Regions from separate parts of the Homo sapiens genome. Here region 2 is linked to region 1. Evidence: chromatin loops called from intact Hi-C (ENCODE). Cell type or tissue: CD14-positive monocyte. All regions are shown on one strand. Links, peaks and the distances in the headings refer to the core of each region. The heading gives the core; the rest is flanking DNA.

Evidence for each region. Hi-C counts contacts between places; a loop is a spot of excess contacts. Peaks named below come from ENCODE experiments on the same cell type or tissue, not always from the same donor. Only the 100,000 strongest peaks of a DNase experiment are listed, where the experiment ranks them.
Region 2: a loop joins it to region 1, with 2.3 times the contacts of the local background. A loop is called at or near these places in 10 of 110 quality-filtered maps.

What each region holds. Positions count from the first base shown.
Region 1 is chr17:66,305,404-66,314,549 of GRCh38, reverse strand. It overlaps PRKCA (protein kinase C alpha), which reads right to left. Exons shown (of 17, transcript NM_002737.3): 2 at 8,423-8,454. Among named protein-coding and RNA genes, the nearest start is that of PRKCA, 7.4 kb to the right of the region's middle. In CD14-positive monocyte, for the core only: CTCF peaks have their summits at 3,589 and 3,839; no DNase peak of the experiment used is centred there.
Region 2 is chr17:66,437,818-66,446,963 of GRCh38, reverse strand. All of the region lies in intron 2 of PRKCA (protein kinase C alpha), which reads right to left. Among named protein-coding and RNA genes, the nearest start is that of PRKCA-AS1, 26 kb to the right of the region's middle. RefSeq lists an enhancer at 5,300-5,499. In CD14-positive monocyte, for the core only: no CTCF peak of the experiment used is centred there; DNase peaks (open chromatin) are centred at 5,533, 6,193 and 8,663; H3K4me3 peaks cover 1,290 bases; H3K27ac peaks cover 3,038 bases.

The DNA.
Region 1 (9,146 bases), core at 695-8,694:
AACTGCCCTTACGCTAATCTTACTTGATGGACTTGCTCTCAAATAATTCTTATCTCGTGCTGGCCATTAATCAAATCATTCCCTTCCATTCCATCCTTGATAGAAATCTATTTCCAGAAACCATTTTCCCTTTTGTATAATTTAATAAAGAGTTTTTTTAATGCAGTTATAGCAATTTCTACTAGACACAGCCAACACTGAAGTGGCCATGCCTTAAGTTTAGCATGAGATTTCACAGTTTGGGTGGAAAACAAGACCTGAAATAAAGGGTCTGCCGTGGAAATTTTGACAGACTGATGAGGACAGTGAAACCTTAATTTTATGTCACCAAGAAATGTTTCATAATGGCATCATTCTTTCCTCTCCTAATATAAATCCGGGCTTCATTCATACCAAAAGTTTCCACTTGGCTCTGAAGAATGTTTTCTGCAGAACCGTTAGAATCTGAACCCATGACACGCCCCACCAGCCTGGTTAAGTACTTTAGCTCTATTTCTAAGATGGGGATAACATCCTGTTATGGGGTGCTTTTGGAATGAAAGCATATAAAATATGAAAGCTAGATGTCTGACATAATGTAGCATTGAATACATATCCATTTTCTTTCCTTTCAATTGAATAAAATCTTGAAAGTGATTCTAATCACCGTTATAATCTGTGATGATAAACATAATCACAGCTGTTTCACTCCAAAGCTGCCGCTGCCATTCATGTACATTTACTTGCATATTAAAGCACAAAAACCTTTATTATTTGTATTAAGGCACAAAAAATGTATTAACGCACAAAAACCTTTCAGGTACAAAAATTTTAAAAATAACAGAATCAGTGAAGTTGAGCTACTACTCCCTCTGGAGCATGATGATTGAGCTCCAGTTATTACCAATCTCAAAGTAAAATAGAGCATTTAAATAACTGTACCAAACAAGTACTAAAAGCTGGTTTTACTTTCTCACCCTATACCCAAGACATTTTCCCCCTCCTGCTATAGCCCATGATACACTCTTGTTTTATTTGTGCAATAAGATTTATTCTTGATGCTTGGATAATATTCTAAAGATAGAAAGAAGACACATTAAGTGGTTTATTTCTGCAGTGTTAATGTGTTAGGTTTAGCCATTACATATGTTAACTTATTATATACATAAAGGTAGAATTTTCTGCTCCCTCTTTTGAATAAGTATGCTTAGCTTTAAAAGTACTTTTTCTTTAATGATCCTAAGATCTTAGTTGGCACAACTTTGGATTATAAACTTGCTTTAAAAAAATATAGAAAAGGCAGCCAGGCAGAAGTCACTGTGATCTTTCTGGTTATGAATGCTTGTATCACATCTCTTAATATTTATATAATCACACACCCAACAAATATTTACATAGTATCTACTGAGTGTCAGGCACCACATTACACACTGGAGACACAAAAAGAAATAAGACTCAGTCCTCGCACTCAAAACTGGCAGAGGAAACAGAAGTAGAGAGGTGATACAGTGTGAAGGTCCTATGATAGGAAGGGTGGGGCGCGGGAGCTCACGCCTGTAATCCCAGCACTTTGGGATGCCGAGGCAGGCAGATCACTTGAGGTCAGGAGTTCGAGACTAGCCTGACCAACATGGCGACACCCCGTCTCTACTAAAAATACAAAAATCAGCTGGGTGTCATGGTATGTGCCTGTAATCCCGGCTACTCAGGAGGCTAAGGCATGAGAATTTCTTGAGCCCAGGAGGCAAAGGTTGCAGTGAAGTGAGACTGTGCCACTGCACACTCCAGCCTGGGTGACAGAGTGACACTCTGTCTCACAAAAAAAAAAAAAAAAAAAAGGTCCTACGATAGGAAGAACATGTAGAATAGGACAATTGGGAAAGACCAGAGCTAAACCTTAGACTAAGACTTAACAGGTGAAACAGATATCATCTGGGCAAACGGGGTTGAGGAAAGAATTGAAACAAGCACTTTCTGGGAAACTGCAACTTATTCACAATGACCCAGGGATAGGAAGAAGGAAAGCATTGTAGGTAAGTCTGAAGAGGTCAGGCAGGAGACTTTAAGAGTCTTCCAATGTCTTGCTAAGGAGTTGGACTTATCCTGATAGGGCAGCTGTGAAACTAATGCTATTTGGAAATGGAATACTCTGAATCTGCATGAAGAAAAACAATTGAGCAAGTGAGGAGTTAATGTGTCTAAAAACTTAAATTTCAATAGTATCATCCAGGAGAGTGAAATACTCGGAGGGCAGGAAACCACCAAAAAATGTAAAGAAAAGGAAACTCTGGTTGGGTGCAGTGGCCCACGCCTGTAATCCCAGCACTTTGGGAGGCTGAAACAGGAGGATCACCTAAGGTCTGGAGTTCAAGACCAGCCTGGCCAATATGGTGAAACTCCGTCTCTACTAAAAATACAAAAATTAGCTGGGCATGGTGGCATGCATCTGTAATCCCAGCTATTCAGGAGGCTGAGGCAGAAGAATTGCTTGAACCCAGGAGGCAGAGGTTGCAGTGAGCCAAAGTTGCACCATTGCACCGCAGCCTGGGAGACAAGAGCGAGACTCCATCTCAAAAAAATAAAATAATATAAAGAAAAGGAAACTCAAACATCAGATTTATCTGCAAAAGTAAACATTTATTCGGCTTTCACGACCTATGAGGATAAATAGCCTCTCCATATGCTACAACCCCAGCTTCTGGTGGCGGGGGTAGGATTGATGTGTGAATAAATTAACGAAACACTTTCACTTACCGTATAAAGTAAAAGAGTAGCAATTCAGAAAGTCATTAATCAGAAATCATTTTATAACAAGTATATAGCACCAAATGGGAACACTCAACACTAGTTTTATCTAACCATCCCTACTTCTAAGTATTAATGCAGTTTTACGGAGGAAAAACACTGTTGAAAAGAAAAATAGCATTTTTTGTTATTGTTTGGTTTTGTTTTTTGAGACAGGCTCTCACTCTGTCGCCCAGGCTGGAATGCAGTGGCACGATCACACCTCATTGCATCCTCGACCTCCCAGGCTCAAGTGATCCTCCCACCTCAGCTTCCCAAGTAGCTGAGACCACGGGTGCTGCACCACCATGCCCAGCTACTTTTTCTATTTTTTGTAGCGATGGGGTTTTGCCATGTTGCCCGGGCTGGTCTTAAAGTTCTGGGCTCAAGCAATTCGACCGCCTCAACCTTCCAAAGTGCTGGGATGACAGGCATGAGCCACTGCACCCAACCACAGAAAGGCAGTTCTAACTGTCCACCTCCACCACTTTTCTCTGTAATTCAGGCATTACTGACCATTTCATCTTTGAGACTGAGATAATGCTTTGACCTGGCATTACTACAAAAACTCTAGGTTTCAAATTATACTCAGTCTTCCATGCATTCTATCTTTTTGGAACTAAACCTCCAAGAGTTTATCTCTAATTAACATAACTTACAATTTGGGGATGGGTAACCAATCAAAACTGAGGTACCAAGGGCTGAACCCCTCCTGAAGACAGAATAATGGAAAACCCTGGCACTAACTTTGAAAACCAGCGGGCAGCCAGAGGCCACACAGTGCAAGCAGCGGTCAATGCAGTACATAGGGAGGACAGATCCTCTGCTCAAGTTGGCCATAGGGAGGACAGACAGATCCTCTGCTCAATCTGGCCTACCTCATGATTCCACCCAACTTGTACCTCAGTCTCCTATCTCCTGGTACTTGGTGTCCATACAACTCAGCTCTCAGAACACCGTGGCGGATGAGGACAACGGCGCATCCCTTTTCTGAAAGGCTGGTGACTCACTCGCTACTGCCCCCTTTCTGTTTAAAGGCCACCTTCCTTAAGTAGTCTTGTTTTCTGGAATCCCTCAGCTCACACAGCCAAGAGGAGACTCATTCTTTTTTTTCTTCCCTTAAACACCAACTTTCATTCTTACAGAAGGAATAGAAATCACCACCCTGCTCAGATGAGCCAATGCAAATACCTTCTCTGAAACAGGCCTTCAAAACAAAATATCAAAGGGGAAGAGTAGCTGATTTTTTAACCCTTAACACTGAAAAATGCAGAGCTTCAGTTGAAGTCACAGATGAAGTACAATATGTGTTATGTTCTTAGCAGGGAAATGACTCAAGATTCAAAACAACTTTAGTAGCATCATTGAAAGCACAAAAATGTAAATTCTTTCCCAGCAGACCCCTCAAAATCCAGTGACGATCATTCAGGGACAACAGGCTCCTGTTGGTCATGGTTACTGACAGAGCTTAATTCTCACGCTGTCTCTTGAGTATCTTCACCTCATCAAAGAGCCTAGGTTTGTAGCACATTTTCATTTGTGATATTAAAAGACAAAGAATAGCAAAAAAAAAAAAAAATTAGAGAAAACAAGTGGAGGTTAGGCAGATGAAACAAACTATGTTAACTGTTTGGCATTTGAAATAGGCAGGTCACATTTTGAGAGGCTGTTTCTACCACTGTAATTAGAGAAGTGCATGGGTGTTGCTCCGCCTAAGGAGGGGGAAAAAAATCGAGTTGGCTCTTTCCCTTTTCCAGTACTGAAAGCAGTGGATAACACTGTTTCAGCTCCACTGCCCCAGAGAAAGAGTGCATTTGAGCAGTACAGTGGATCGCTCTGTTCTCTGATGACTGACTTTGGAAGTAGCCAGTGCAAGACAGAAACTACCAACTGGAAACAGACCTTCCAGACTTGAAACTCAACTTCATCAATGTCCATACCACACAAATCTACTTCCTGTCTTCTTCTCCTTTCTCTGACGGGGGAAAAAAAAAGTGGGCAAGGACTAGATCTCTGCTAGTTTTATGGAGATGAAATGAGTGCTAGGGGTACATCAAGCAAAAAAACATTCAACCAAAAATAAGAAGGCAACTCCAAGTCATGTAAAAAGGGTCACTTCAGAGCTGTGAAGGAACACGCTTGTCTTTATCTCTGAGGACCTTAAGAAAAGTATTTCCCACTTGGAAATCTACTACACACTCATCTTTCTCCTCCCCAGAAGAATGGCCCTTGGTTTCACCGTTTCAGGCAGCAAATTCTGACAACGGGATCCTGTGTTACTTGCCCTGGTAATATCAGTTTTCAGGATTGTATACCTATATTGCAATATAAAGAAGAATGGCACAGAGTCCATGAAGGGAACATGAGAATAAGCCAATAAGTCTCTCCAGAGAAACGCCCTTCCCTTCCCCAAGATACAACATAAATGAAAGTAGAAATAACTTTAGTACTTCACATGCTTGTAAGATGCCATTCTCTAAATGGCATAAATTACAAACCCAGTTTTAAGGACTAAAACTCACTTATTTCTTTAGTCTTCAAATACCTACTCACCATTTACTAAGTAAAATGAAGATAAATATTTTGGATCTAAAGCTATATTACTTACTGCATGAATATGTGAGTCACTGGGAGCATACACACCCCTCTAGTTAAAAAAAGAAAAACTATGCTTGCTGCAGATATTTTACCTACTAACCAAAGCAACATACTACATACTAGTGGACAGAAAGCACTGCCTCATCGGGTAAAAATAATCTGATGTATGAGGAATACAAAAAGCAGTTTCAAACTCCAGCTGTCATTTCCAGAGAGTGTGTTGCCAAAGGTATGAATGAGAATGAGTTATTCTCCTGCAGAAGAATGATGTTCTATCAAACAAAACCGAGGAAAAAAAAAACAAAATTAGAGAGCATTAAAAGAAAACTTCACTCTACGATAGTCAGATGTTAATAGAAAGATTAATTTTGCGGTAGGAGCCAAAACAGAAAATGCTGGGTAACTATATTTGTGGGATTAAAAGCATCACCCTGAGGTAACATATCCTTCTTAAGTTACAACAAACAATAAAATACAATGGACTAGCATATGCCTACTAGAAGTCAAATACAGATGAGACACAGTAAACAAAATATAACAAGCAGACAGCATGTTACAAATAAATGTATACTATTGGAAAAGGTCTCTGTGAACTGTAATTTGTAAACGCACTAGGGTAATTCATTATTTAAAGAGATCTGAGGTTAAATTCTTCACCAAAGCAAAGAACTATATAGAAAGCACATAGTCACTTCTCTAATTTGTCTGGTTTGTAAATCCAGAGTTTCAAATATTAGGTAGAGTAAGGCAATTCACACAACACAAATGGCTAAAACACATTTGAAAAAAAAAGTTCAAGCTCACCCATAATGCAGGAGATGGAAATCTAAAAGAGGGGCCCCTTTTCACCTACCAGATTGGTAAAAAATGTAAAAGATGTATATTACCCGATATCTTCACTGGTAAAAATGAAGAGGAAGTCCCATTAATACAAAAAAATGTGCACTGGAACTCTTGAAGAGCAATTTAGCAGCACCCGTTAAAATGTAAGATGCACACATACACACTTCTGGCTATCTATTGTAGAAATACCTATACTAGTGTCCAATAATGCTCTTGACAAAGGTATTTGTACTAGTAAGAACGAATTACAAAATACCCCTTGATAGAGGAATGGGTGAATAAATTGGATACATCCACACATGCAGCCACTAAGCAGAGTAAGGCAGAACTGATGCTTTGATGTGGAAGAATATCCACCATCTACTGCTGAGTGAAAAGAGCAAGTTGCAAAGTCGTATAAAATTTTGATCTCCTTTTAAAAACTAAGTATGTGTGAGTGAGTGAACGAATGGTTGTCTCAAACAGAAGTTATCTCTGGAGGAGGGAAAAGAGAAGCATATGCAATTTCACTTTTTATTTTATACAGTTTAAAATTTTTATGGGTTTCACTTTTTTAATTTAGGTAAAAGGGAGTTATGTTGCCATGAAACTATTAATCTGCTAATCCACTAAAAGTTCAAGAGATGCTCTGGGGGAAATCATGCAAAACCCCCTAGAGCCTAGTAATACGGCCACTGTGATTTCCACAAAATCTGCTCAGATGAGCGGGTCTAAGAGGAACCAACCTTATTCTAATCAACCTTATTTTTTATTTATGCAGAAAATGATAAAAGTTTTAGAACAAGACAACCACTTTCTCCCAGACAAGCAGTATGGAGAAGATTCAGTACAAAAATTTTCTTATAGATTTATGTAAGTCCCCACCCAAACGAAAAATATCACCAAAAATAACAGATGTCAATCACATTGGCCCAGAACCTTACATCTTTAAACTCCCTAAAGTCATGTTCAAGCCTAGGCTCAAATCTCACCCATAAAGTTCAGGCCCACAACTTTGAGAACTAGAAAGAGCTACATTTTCCTTTCATCTTTTGTAGAGACTGGTATAACACATCTTTCTCTTTCTTCTCTTTTTAAAAGGAATATCCCTTGATTTTCAAATGCAACTCTGAAAATGATACACTCAGTAGGGGTTTTAAGCACATCTTGGAGAAAGGAAGGTAGAATATTAAATGAATAATCATACCATAAAATACTCCCATCTAAAATATGTTTAGAAAATGTATACAAGAAACAAGTTCACAAATTTGAACTAGTTTTTAAAAGGCAACCAATTTACTAGCACAATCTCAAAGTTGTAAAAAAGTACACAGTGCCTTTCTCTCTAATGCACTTAATATTAAACAGTGTTAGGATAATATTTTCCAGGCTAGAATGTACTTTCTGCTTGCCCTAATAATAAATCTATGCCCAGATGGGAAATGGAACCAGAACTAAATAAACACAATATAGACAATGAGCAGGAGAGCCAGAAAAGTTAGCTAATGAGCCTGTGATGCCTTCACAAGCTCTAAAGTGGGTTTCTTCAAAAAGGAAAAGTCAAACAATTAGAATGGAGAGTACAAAAAGTTAGATATTCGATGTGTGTGAAATGCAATTACAGATCAGAGGGTGAAGCAAATGGATTTCTTTCTGTATGTGATGGCTGATATCACGTTTTGTCAGATATGTAAGCTGAAAGGAAAGCATGCTACATAGTCATACCATAGAAATCAGTCATCAAATCATCAACAAAACTTTAAAACATGCAAACTTTGTTCTCGATGACAACTGGTATTCTAAACAAAACAAACCCTTACTAGAATGAAATACGGCCTAAAATTAGTTGCAGTGAGTCCAACTCAATACATAAGTAAAAGCGATGAAGAATAAAAACAAAGAGGAAGAACAAGGAAGAAAAGCCACTTGAATACAAAGTGATTCCATTTTTTTCTCAACACCCACACAAAGACAGCAGTTTCTGACAAGAATGTTCTCGGCAAAAAATAAAATTACAGAAAGGCTTTTTTTTTTTTTTTCCAATGAGAAAAAGGCAGCTCTATATGCAGATTAGTAGGCCCCAATTATTTTTTAAGGCCCAAATTTACAGCCCTCATATTTCAAAATTATCTAAATAACATTTTTTTATTGGAAAGAAAATATGACTGGAAATAATGTTCTTGTTTGGAATGCTTATTTCATGTTGTGCTTGAAAATAAAACCAAAAGTGGTAGCTTACCTTGGCACTGGAAGCCTTGTTTCCCAAACCCCCTGAAAAACAAAAACAAGAACAAAATATCTTAACATATTTTCTGTTGGATAGCATATTTTAAACAAGTTATGTGACCAAGTACTCTACCACTAAAGGTTTGTATGTGAAACCCAATGATTTAATAGAAAAAAACATACCTAAATATCTAGTCAGATTACTGTGTAAATTCAACCTTGGGGGGAAAAAAATCTTGCCTATAAAGGATCACTGAACTATTTCGATGTATCAACCTTTTTTCCAATTTTTTATACTATGTTATCAATACTAAAATTTCAAGACAAGAACATGACTGTATATTCAAACTTGTTGGCTACAACACAATATTCAAGTAACAAAACAGTTTATGGTTAAAATTGTAAAAGGAAGTTGCTTATTTTGTTCCTGAAGACCAAATGAAAATTGTTTTTATCTCCCTAAAGATAACAAAGTGGCTTCTTTTTGTTTAAAATATCACATGTCTAGAAACTGCCAAACGGCATCACTTTTAACATTTAATGTTGGCTTAAGAAACCAGATCTTAGAAAATATAATTCCTATTGTTTGCATTTGAGATGACCACGATCTAATTTCTACTGAGAACCAATAGCATTCAAAGCACATAGGGAGGCTATTTTGTTCTTGTACATGACTTTAGAGAATTTACTCTGTAAGCAGAGAACCCTGACGTGGACGTTCAATTGCAGGTATTGTT
Region 2 (9,146 bases), core at 714-8,713, 130 kb before region 1:
TTTAGAAATCGCTGGGTGACAAAAAGCAAAGCAAGCTAGAAGTTTTTATGCTCAGAATTCAGTGCAAGAAAATAACTGCCCTGACCCCTCCAACACACACATACCCTGACCAAATCCTCTATTCCTCTAAGCTGTCTCTTTGCTTTTTAGATCTAGGGGATCACTAGGGCCCCAAGATCCTCTTCCACTGCAGCCCAGGGGTACACCTCAGTTCTAGAGGCTACCGGGGTCCTCAGCTTCCTGACGTTGAGTCATAGGTAAGACTGAACAGGGCAGTGCTGCCTTGGAGGGGTTTAAGTGTGCAGGCCCCTCTCATCACAAGCAGCAATGAGTCACCAAAATGTACAAGCCCACCTGGTGCTCAGTGGAGGCAGCATTCATAGCCCTTGACCACAATCTAGATGGGGTTCTGTCTAAATTTAGCCACATCAACAATGCAACTGCTTATGAAAAACAAGCCCCATTTAAACAGAAGTAGTCTGAGTATCCTTCTGGGTCTGGACAGAAGACATTGAAAATGCCTGGCATATTTCTTGAGCAAGGCCAATGAGGAAGAAGAAAATTGTTTCCATCCTGGAGAAGGTGAATGGGGGTGCTGCACCTTAAGGCCCATGTCCCACAACCAGGCTGGCCACACCAAGGACAACTGTCTCCACAGCTCCTGTGGTCTTCTCAAGAGGTGGGAGTGTGAGTGTGAATGTGTGAGTGTGTGTGTGTGTGTGTGTTGGGAAGAGAGTCTATCATTTCATAAAACTAGAAAACAGCACCTTCCCCAGAGGCAACATTTCAAATCACAGAAAAGACCAGAGTTCTAAAACTCACCTTAACTTCTAATTCAAAGAGTCAGCCAGGCACTTTGGCTGGAATCAAGCCTGTAATCCCAGCACTTAGGGAGGCCGAGGTGCACGGATCACTTGAGCTCAGGAGTTTGAGACCAGCCTGGGCAACACGGCAAAACCCTGTCTCTACAGAAAATACAAAAATTAGCCAGGTGTAGTGGCACGCACCTGTAGTCCCAGCTACCTGGAAGGCTGAGGTGGGAGGATGGCTTGAGCCTGGGAGGCAGAGGTTGCAGTGAGCCAAGATCATGCCACTGCACTCCAGCCTGGACAGAGCCTGAGCCAGAGCCAGACCCTGTCTCAAGAAAAAAAAGAAGAAAAAAAAAAAAAGTGAACCCAACCCTAATGTAGACAGATGAAAACACCACCAAGGACACCACCAAAGAGCAGCACTTCTGCCTCTGGCATCCTCTGTCAAAATCACGGGAACAGACAGGGACTTCTGCACTGTTCACAGCCCAGGACACACAGCAAGGCCGTAAGGGCTGGTATTGCTGTCCTGAGCATCACCTCAGGTTCCCTAGCCACAAGTAAGGCCACGAGATTAGCATTTCTTCATATATAACTATTTGAGTCCTCTGAGGAGTCAGACTTAATTAGATGTTCTCTTCCCAGGATGGTTTCAATTAGGCCTGTGCCCTAAGAATGGGGGAGTTCCTCCTTATTGCTCATTAGGAAGCCTTCTACTCCGAGGTAATTCTTCTGAATGGCCTCTGGCCTCCAATGCTTGGACTCTCCAGTGTCAGGATCAGCCTGGATCAGCTGTTCCCAGCCAGCCTTGGTATGTGAATCCCGGATGCCATTTGGAGTGGGACAGAGCTCAGTTTTCACTCTCATTTGCTTGCAGCCCTCCCTGGGTTTCTCATCTGGAAACACTCCTGGTCAAGTGGAGACTCCATTAAACCACAGAGAGCTCCCGCTGAAGGGAACCAGAGAGACAGTGACACAGGCTTTATTCAGAAGTCCCACCGTAGGGGGGATAGCTCAGGGGTAGAGCATTTGACTGCAGAAGTCCCACCCTGGGTCAATGTCAAGGACATGACATCCAAAGGCGACATCTGGATGACAAATTCGGGGCAGGGACATGTTGCTACAAACTCCATCCAGTACCTATGTGTTTAGCAGAGCAAAGGGCCCATAAGGTCAGTGAGGGAGTCTGTATGTGTGAGAGTGTGTGTGTGTTGTGTGTTGTGTTCTGATTAGTGGGGAAAGGTGTTAACTCTAGAAACTGAGTGGGATTTTCTAAAATGCTAAGAAAAGAAACAAGCAGGGAAGAAAATTATATTTTGCTCTTAGAAGCTTTATTGTCTCCACCAGGTGCAAACAAGGGCTTCAGAAGTGGGAGTATCTTTTGACAAATAATTCACAATCACAACTGCTAAAATTAACTCTTACACAGGCAGACAACGAGGGGAAGATTCTCCCCGAAATTCATTGCCAACACACTTCTCCAAATCCACTGAACCTCAGCCTCAAAGATAAGCCTTGTGACACCCCCACCCTAACTCAAGGAAACTGCAAACCTGATAACATGCAGTATTTTACACTCCAGGAAAAGGGATGTTCCCTGGAAGGTCATAAAGAAGGAGGGCTCTGAGTCCTGAGCCCTCATATGCCTTAAGCAGCCTAGCTCTGAGAATTGCTCCAAGGAACTATCTGACGATAGGTCTCTGAGAATCCACACCCCCAGCCATCATAGATGTACCTCCAAGAAATAAAAGGCGGCCCATTAAACTATGACAGGCCATCATGTAAGACACCTCTGGATTCCAGAACGTTGAACTATGAAAGCACACACATCTGGGATTCCATGAGAGTTGGTGGCAAGCCAGTTTCTCTCTATCTGAAGTGCCTTGACTACAGGAACTAGACCCTGTTCAACTCTTTATTCAGAACCTGTAGAGCCAGGTCAGCACCCAGGGAGCCCTCAGCAAACACATTCCTGATAACTTGGATGGTATGACATCTCGCGCCTTTGAATCCATGAGTATTTACTCAGCTTTGTGCTAACACCAGTACTAGGAACTGGCATTTGAGTCACAATTATCTTGTCAGGTTTTATCCTTATCATCCCCCAATTACAGAATGAGAAACTGAGACTCAGAAAAAGACTCAACAGCCTTCTGAGGCTCGTGAGGCGGAGGGCACAGGTCTCAACTCAAGTCTGCCCAGGTCCGAAGCCATCATTAGATTTCCTGACCGCCTGCGTTTCTGGGTTAAGTCTGTGCTCAGATGTAGCGGGTATCCATTCACACACTTTTCCTCCTCCCTTGGTACCTTGCCAGCCTAATTCACTGCCTCTGCAAGCAGAGAACATTCTTTTTCATTAGGTGTGGGTGGTCAGGAATTTAATATTAGCTAACTTCTCCCCCTGCCCTTTCCTCCATCCTCTGCGGTCTTTACTTCTCTCATTAAATGGGCCACACATGTCATCGTGAGGACTACCATTCAGTAGCAAGTCATTTACCAAGGGCCTGTCCCGTTTCAGGGCAGGCAGCACAGCAGGCTGTGTGTGGACTCAGTTTCATAGAGCCCAACATGCCACCATGTCACTCACCATAACAGACATTTACCTGCAGCTGAAGAAAAGGGTATCATGCACTGAGTGGGTTATTTATTGAGTCAAGTTCATTCTTCCATAAACTCTCATGGGCACACTCTACAGCCAGAGCAAACGGGCTTCCTGTTTAATACACAACGACATCTAAGAAGCCTCACTTTATTTCTTAGCCTCTAGTTTCCAAGGCTACACTTCTTTCCAAGAGTAACAAATGCCAACAACCTCATCATAGTTTTCCCCTAAGTTACTTCCCATTCATTATTTTCTAGCCTCCAGTTAGAATGCAGCTGGTGAGGGACTGGCCCCCTCATCATTATAACATTGAACAGACAGGCATAGAAACAATTCAGAAAGAGCAGTCCCAGCATCAAACCAGAACCAGAAGGTCTTGATTCCAGACCCTCATGGACCACTTGCAGCAAATGGGGCAAAAGTTTCTGAACACCTCTGAGCTTCAGCTGTTTGTCTATAAAATAAGGTTTCTACTAACCAACGGGAGTCCAAGAGATCAAATGAGATATGATGTGTGTAGCTGCACAAACGTCAGATGATAACCAAAAAAGGGACGATGGCCAGGGCTCCTGCCAGAGTCACCTCGTGTTCAGGTCAACAATGGCAGCGTTTATGGTTCCCAAAAGGTGAGAACAGTTACCGGCTCTGAGGCAAACAGGGATCCAGGAATTGCTCATAACCACTCAATTCTGGAAGTTATCTCAAAAGAGAGAAAAGTGTGTCCATGTATGTAAGAAAAGGCAAAAAATGGATATGAAACACAAACACCTGACAAATGAGTACTTACATGTGCTATGGGTTGGGGTTCAAGGGTAAACAACAAAACAGCCCCTGGCCTCGCTAAGCTTGCAGTCTAATGGGAGAGGTGAACATGAATTAAATAATTATCAAACAAAATTCTGCATTACAGCTGGGATGGAGGCTATGAAGAAAAAGTGTGGGTGATGAGGAGAGGCGGCTGGAGACGCAGGGCAGCTGATGATACAGGGCCTTGTAGGCCAGTTTAAGGATCCTGGACTTCATCCTAGAAGCAATGGGAAGCCTTTAAATGATTACAGGCAGAAAGCGTGGGGTGGAGCTGGGAATGCTAAAGATCACTCTCTGAAGTGGAAAAGAGATTGAAGGAGGGAGGGGGCCAGGAATGGGTACAGGGAGGCCAGGTGAGGAGCTGGGGGACTGTAACATCATGATGTTACAGGCAGGTGCAGTGGCTCACGCCTGTAATCCCAGCACTTTGGGAGGCCTGGGTGGGTGGATCACTTGAGGTCAGGAGTTCAAGACCAGCCTGGCCAGTATGAAACCCTGTCTCAACTAAAAAAAAAAAAAATCAGCCAGGCATGGCAGGCACCTGTAGCCCCAGCTACTTGGGAGGCTGAGGCAGGAGAATCGCTTGAATCCAGGAGGCAGAGGTCACAGTCAGTTAAGATCGTGCCACTGCACTCACACCTGGCAACAGAGCGAGACTCCATCTCAAAGAAAAAAAAAAGAGAGAGAGACTAACATCATGATGAAAAACATGATGCTATATAAAAAATATCCCTTGGCAGAGTTGGGGCCCTAAAGCCAAACTGTCTGGAACCTGGGCACAGTCCTGTGTGATATTTCCATCTGTCCGCCCGTCCATCCATCCACCCACATTTATTAGTGGAGTGAAATGCCGTGGTATAAACATCTCTGGGACCATCACCCAGAGAGGACACCATTAGCATCTATTATGGTATAAATATACATACGTCATAGCTTTCAGAAGGTCTAAGAGGAAAAATCATTTCAGTGTAAATTAAATGTTCCTTGTCTTCACCTGAAAAAAAAAGTATTATTTTGAGAACAAAAACATGAAAACTGGCTACAGGTTGAAAAAACCGCACAGCAGCTATCCGTGCCTCCTTTAGAAAGGGGATCACAGGCATTGACTTCCACTCAGAGGAGGTGCACAGACGTCCCCAGTGTGCCCAGAAACCACCTGAAGAGGAGAAGCAGCTCTGAGACGAGAGTCGTATGAAGATGTACAAAAATAAACATTTTCAAGGGTTTTCAAATACATGAGCAAACAGATGGGGTTTCAGTTCATTTTTAGAAACAGAAGCAGACTTTGAAGTGAAAGGGGAAGTAGGTTCCCCCTCAGGGATCCACGATCTCCCTCCACTTAGGAAAGAGGAGATGGCCAGAACTGTGAGCTTAAGAGCACCCCAATCTTTTTTTTTTTTTGGAAACAGGGCGTTGTTCTGTCGTCCAAGCTGGAATGCAGAGGTGTGATCACAGCTCACTGCAATCTCGAACTCCTGGCCTCAGGCCATCCTTCTGCCTCAGCCTCCTGAGGAGCTTGGCACCACAGGCACGTACCATCATGCCTAGCTAATTTACTTTTTTTTTTTTTTTTTTTTTTTTTTGGAGACAGAGTTTCGCTTTGTCTCCCAGGCTGGAGTGCAGTGCCGCGATCTGGGCTCAATGCAACATCCGTCTCCCGGGTCCAAGGAATTCTCATGCCTCAGCCTCTTGAGTAGCTGGGATTACAGGTGCCTGCTACCACGCCCGGCTAATTTTTTGTATTTTTAGTAGAGACAGGGTTCACCATGTTGCCAGGCTGATCTCAAACTCCTAAGCTCAGGCAATCCACCCGCCTCAGCCTCCCAAAATGCTGGGATTACAGGCATGAGCCACCATACCCGGCCCTGACTAATTTACTTTTCATTGAGATGGGGTCTTACGGTGTTGCCAGGGCTGGTCTCAAACTCCTGGGCTCAAGCAATCCTCCCATCTCAGCCTCCCAAAGTGCTGGGGTTCCCGGCCTGAGTCATCATGCCCAACCAATCTTTTAAGTGCTGGGATCTTGAAGAGTGTCCCTCACTGGCTCTCACTAGCCCACCCTCGGTCTGTGGGTTGTCCAGGCCTCAAAAAAGCCCCCTTGACCACCAGTCCCAGACTAGGTAACACCCCGGTTGTATGCACTTCCAGCATCCTATAGTTCTCCTGCCTGTCACTCACTGCCGCTGTGGCTCTGTCACTATTTGAGGATTTCCTGAATACCCATCTCTCTGCTACACTCTAAGCTCTGAAGGGGCAGGGGCCTCTTCTTGTCAGCAAAGTCTATCTTAGGACTCTAGAAATAGAAAGCAGGAGATGGAGACATGTGCTGACTTCCCGAATAACCCAATTCATTCAAAGTAATTATGTTTATAAAATACAGAGAGAAGAAACAAATGAACATTGGCTATACGTTAGGCACCACACTCTTCAGGTACAAAGGATCAGGAGTCCTTTCCGTCCTGTAGCTTTAGGGAACTGGTGGGGGGCTCTTAAAACCATGGGGTCTGGACTCATTTTGGGCTATTTTTATTCGCCTTGTCAGTCACTTGAGTTTAATCAATTCAATGTGGTCATAATCACTGAGAAGTCAATGACTTGGATCTAGGATTTTAGGACTTGGTGTTTCTGGCATTTCATAGGAAATAAATAAATCAAAGCCTACAGTAAGCAACCTTCTTAATACATCTTGGAAGGGGGGAAAACCCCAAGACCCTTATTTAGGATGAATATATTAATACAATACAAAGCACCCAACTTCTTTCTGGGAATGACTTAGGAAATCCATCAGCAGAAGGAGACAGTTGCACTTATTATGGGATTTCTAGGGCATGGGGGCGCAAAGACCAAAAAGAGTCTTGTTTTACTTTTCAAAACATGGAAATGCTGATTCCCTTTCTCTGCTTATGCTATCCAGGTCCTTAAGGTAAAATGCACAAAAGGTTTTCTTGGCAAATGATGAAAAATAGTGCTTCTTGCCAAAACGAACATCAGCAAAAGACCATGCGCCATGACCTATAGTATCCTTTGACAAAATGCAGATAAGCAGAGACCCCAGGCACCCTATTTTGCAACTGTGGTCCTCTACAAACCTCCAACGTGAAGGATCTCAAACTGTAAAGCACAGAGGACAACGAGGAGCCCTGTAAGAGCTGCAGAGCTATTTGAGAGACACGTATTTTGGAAAAGGACAGTAATAGGCCAGCCTATGCCATTTGTGGAAATGGTAGAGCAACATAATTTTTTTCACCTGTATAATGTGGGTAAAAGGCCGGGCACGATGGCTCATGCCTGTAATCCCAGCACTTCGGGAGGGCAAGGCAGGCAGATCACAAGGTCAGGAGTTCGAGACCAGCCTGGCCAATATGCTGAAACCCTGTCTCTACTAAAAAATACAAAAATTAGCCAGGTATGGTGGTGCACACCTGTAGTCCCAGCTACTCGGGAGGCTGAGGCAGAAGAGTCACTTGAACCTGGGAGGCGGAGGTTGCAGTGAGCTGAGATTGTGCCACTGCACTCCAGCCTGGACAACAAAGCAAGACTCTGTCTCAATAAAAAAAAGAAAGAAAAGAAAAGTGGGTAACAGTAGTATTTAATGTAGTACAGGCTGTTGGGAGGGTTGAATGAAATTAAACAAGACACAGAATATAAAGCGCTCAGTACAGTGCCTTATGCACTGAGGTCTTCAAGAAATGTCAGTTACTGCTGACAATAATGATGACAGGCCATTATTCCTACCACTGTTGAGAGGGGATGTTTCATTCCCTGTTCTCCCCTCAATCACTGATATGGTTTGGCTGTGTCCCCACCCAAATTTCATCTTGAATTGTAGTTCCCATAATCCCCACATGTCGTAGGAGGGACTAGGCAGAGATAATTGAATCATGGGGGGCAGTATCCCCCATCCTGTTCTCGTGAGAGTTAGTTTCTCACAAGAGCTGATGGTTTTATAAGGGGCTTCCCCCTTCACTGAGCACTCGTTCATTCTCCTTCCTGCTGCGCTGTAAAGAAGGACATGTTTGCTTCCCCTTCCACCATGATTGTGAGTTTCCTGAGGCCTCCCCAGCCATGCAGAACCATGAATCAATTAAACCTCTTTCCTTTATAAAGTACCTGGTCTCAGGTAGTATCTTTGCAGCAATATGAGAACAGACTAATACAATCATCTTCTCTTTTTACTCTGTTTTAAATGAAATAACCGGTTCTTAAAAATAATGTTCCACGAATGCTCAAAGCCAACTCAACAGAGTTTTCAAACAACTTGTTTCCTAAAGCTCTCCATTATTCGAGCTTTTTATGGCCAGGAAAAAGCCCAGTTGGGTGTTCACAGGTTTGGGCTCCCAATCTCACACCACTCAACTCATTTCACAAGGGCACGTGTCCAGACATCATCAACTGGAAATATGAGAGCTACCCATGGCAAGAGACACTGAAATGCCGGAATTCGCCCTTTACCTACTGAGCTGCTTTGCTGATAGAGGAACTGAAAGAATACAGTTCCTCAGGACTGTCACTGCCAAGCAAGTGCGGGGTCCCAAGGTCACCAGATCCTTTAATCCTGCAGGTCTTTCTCAACCGCAGTCACACAAGATGAAGGGCAGGGAGAAGGGGGACCCGTTCAGAACAGAGACCCCTCAGCTCTTCTGCTGCCTGAGCCCTGTTCTTTCAGGACATTGTTCCCCATCCTCTTTGAGGGTTTGGGAGTTTCTCTTTTCCACACACACCCACCCCCCAAACCCCACCAGACTGTATAAAGGGCACAGTAGCACCTAGTCCAGAATCCTTGAGTATACTTGCAAAATCACTTATTTACTCCTGGTATCCAAATATGAAGAGAACCTGTTAAAAGGTATTTATAGACATAAGTGAGTTCTTAGAAAGGATGTGCAGAAAACTAAGCAGAAACAGAGACGGAGATGAGTTCACCTATG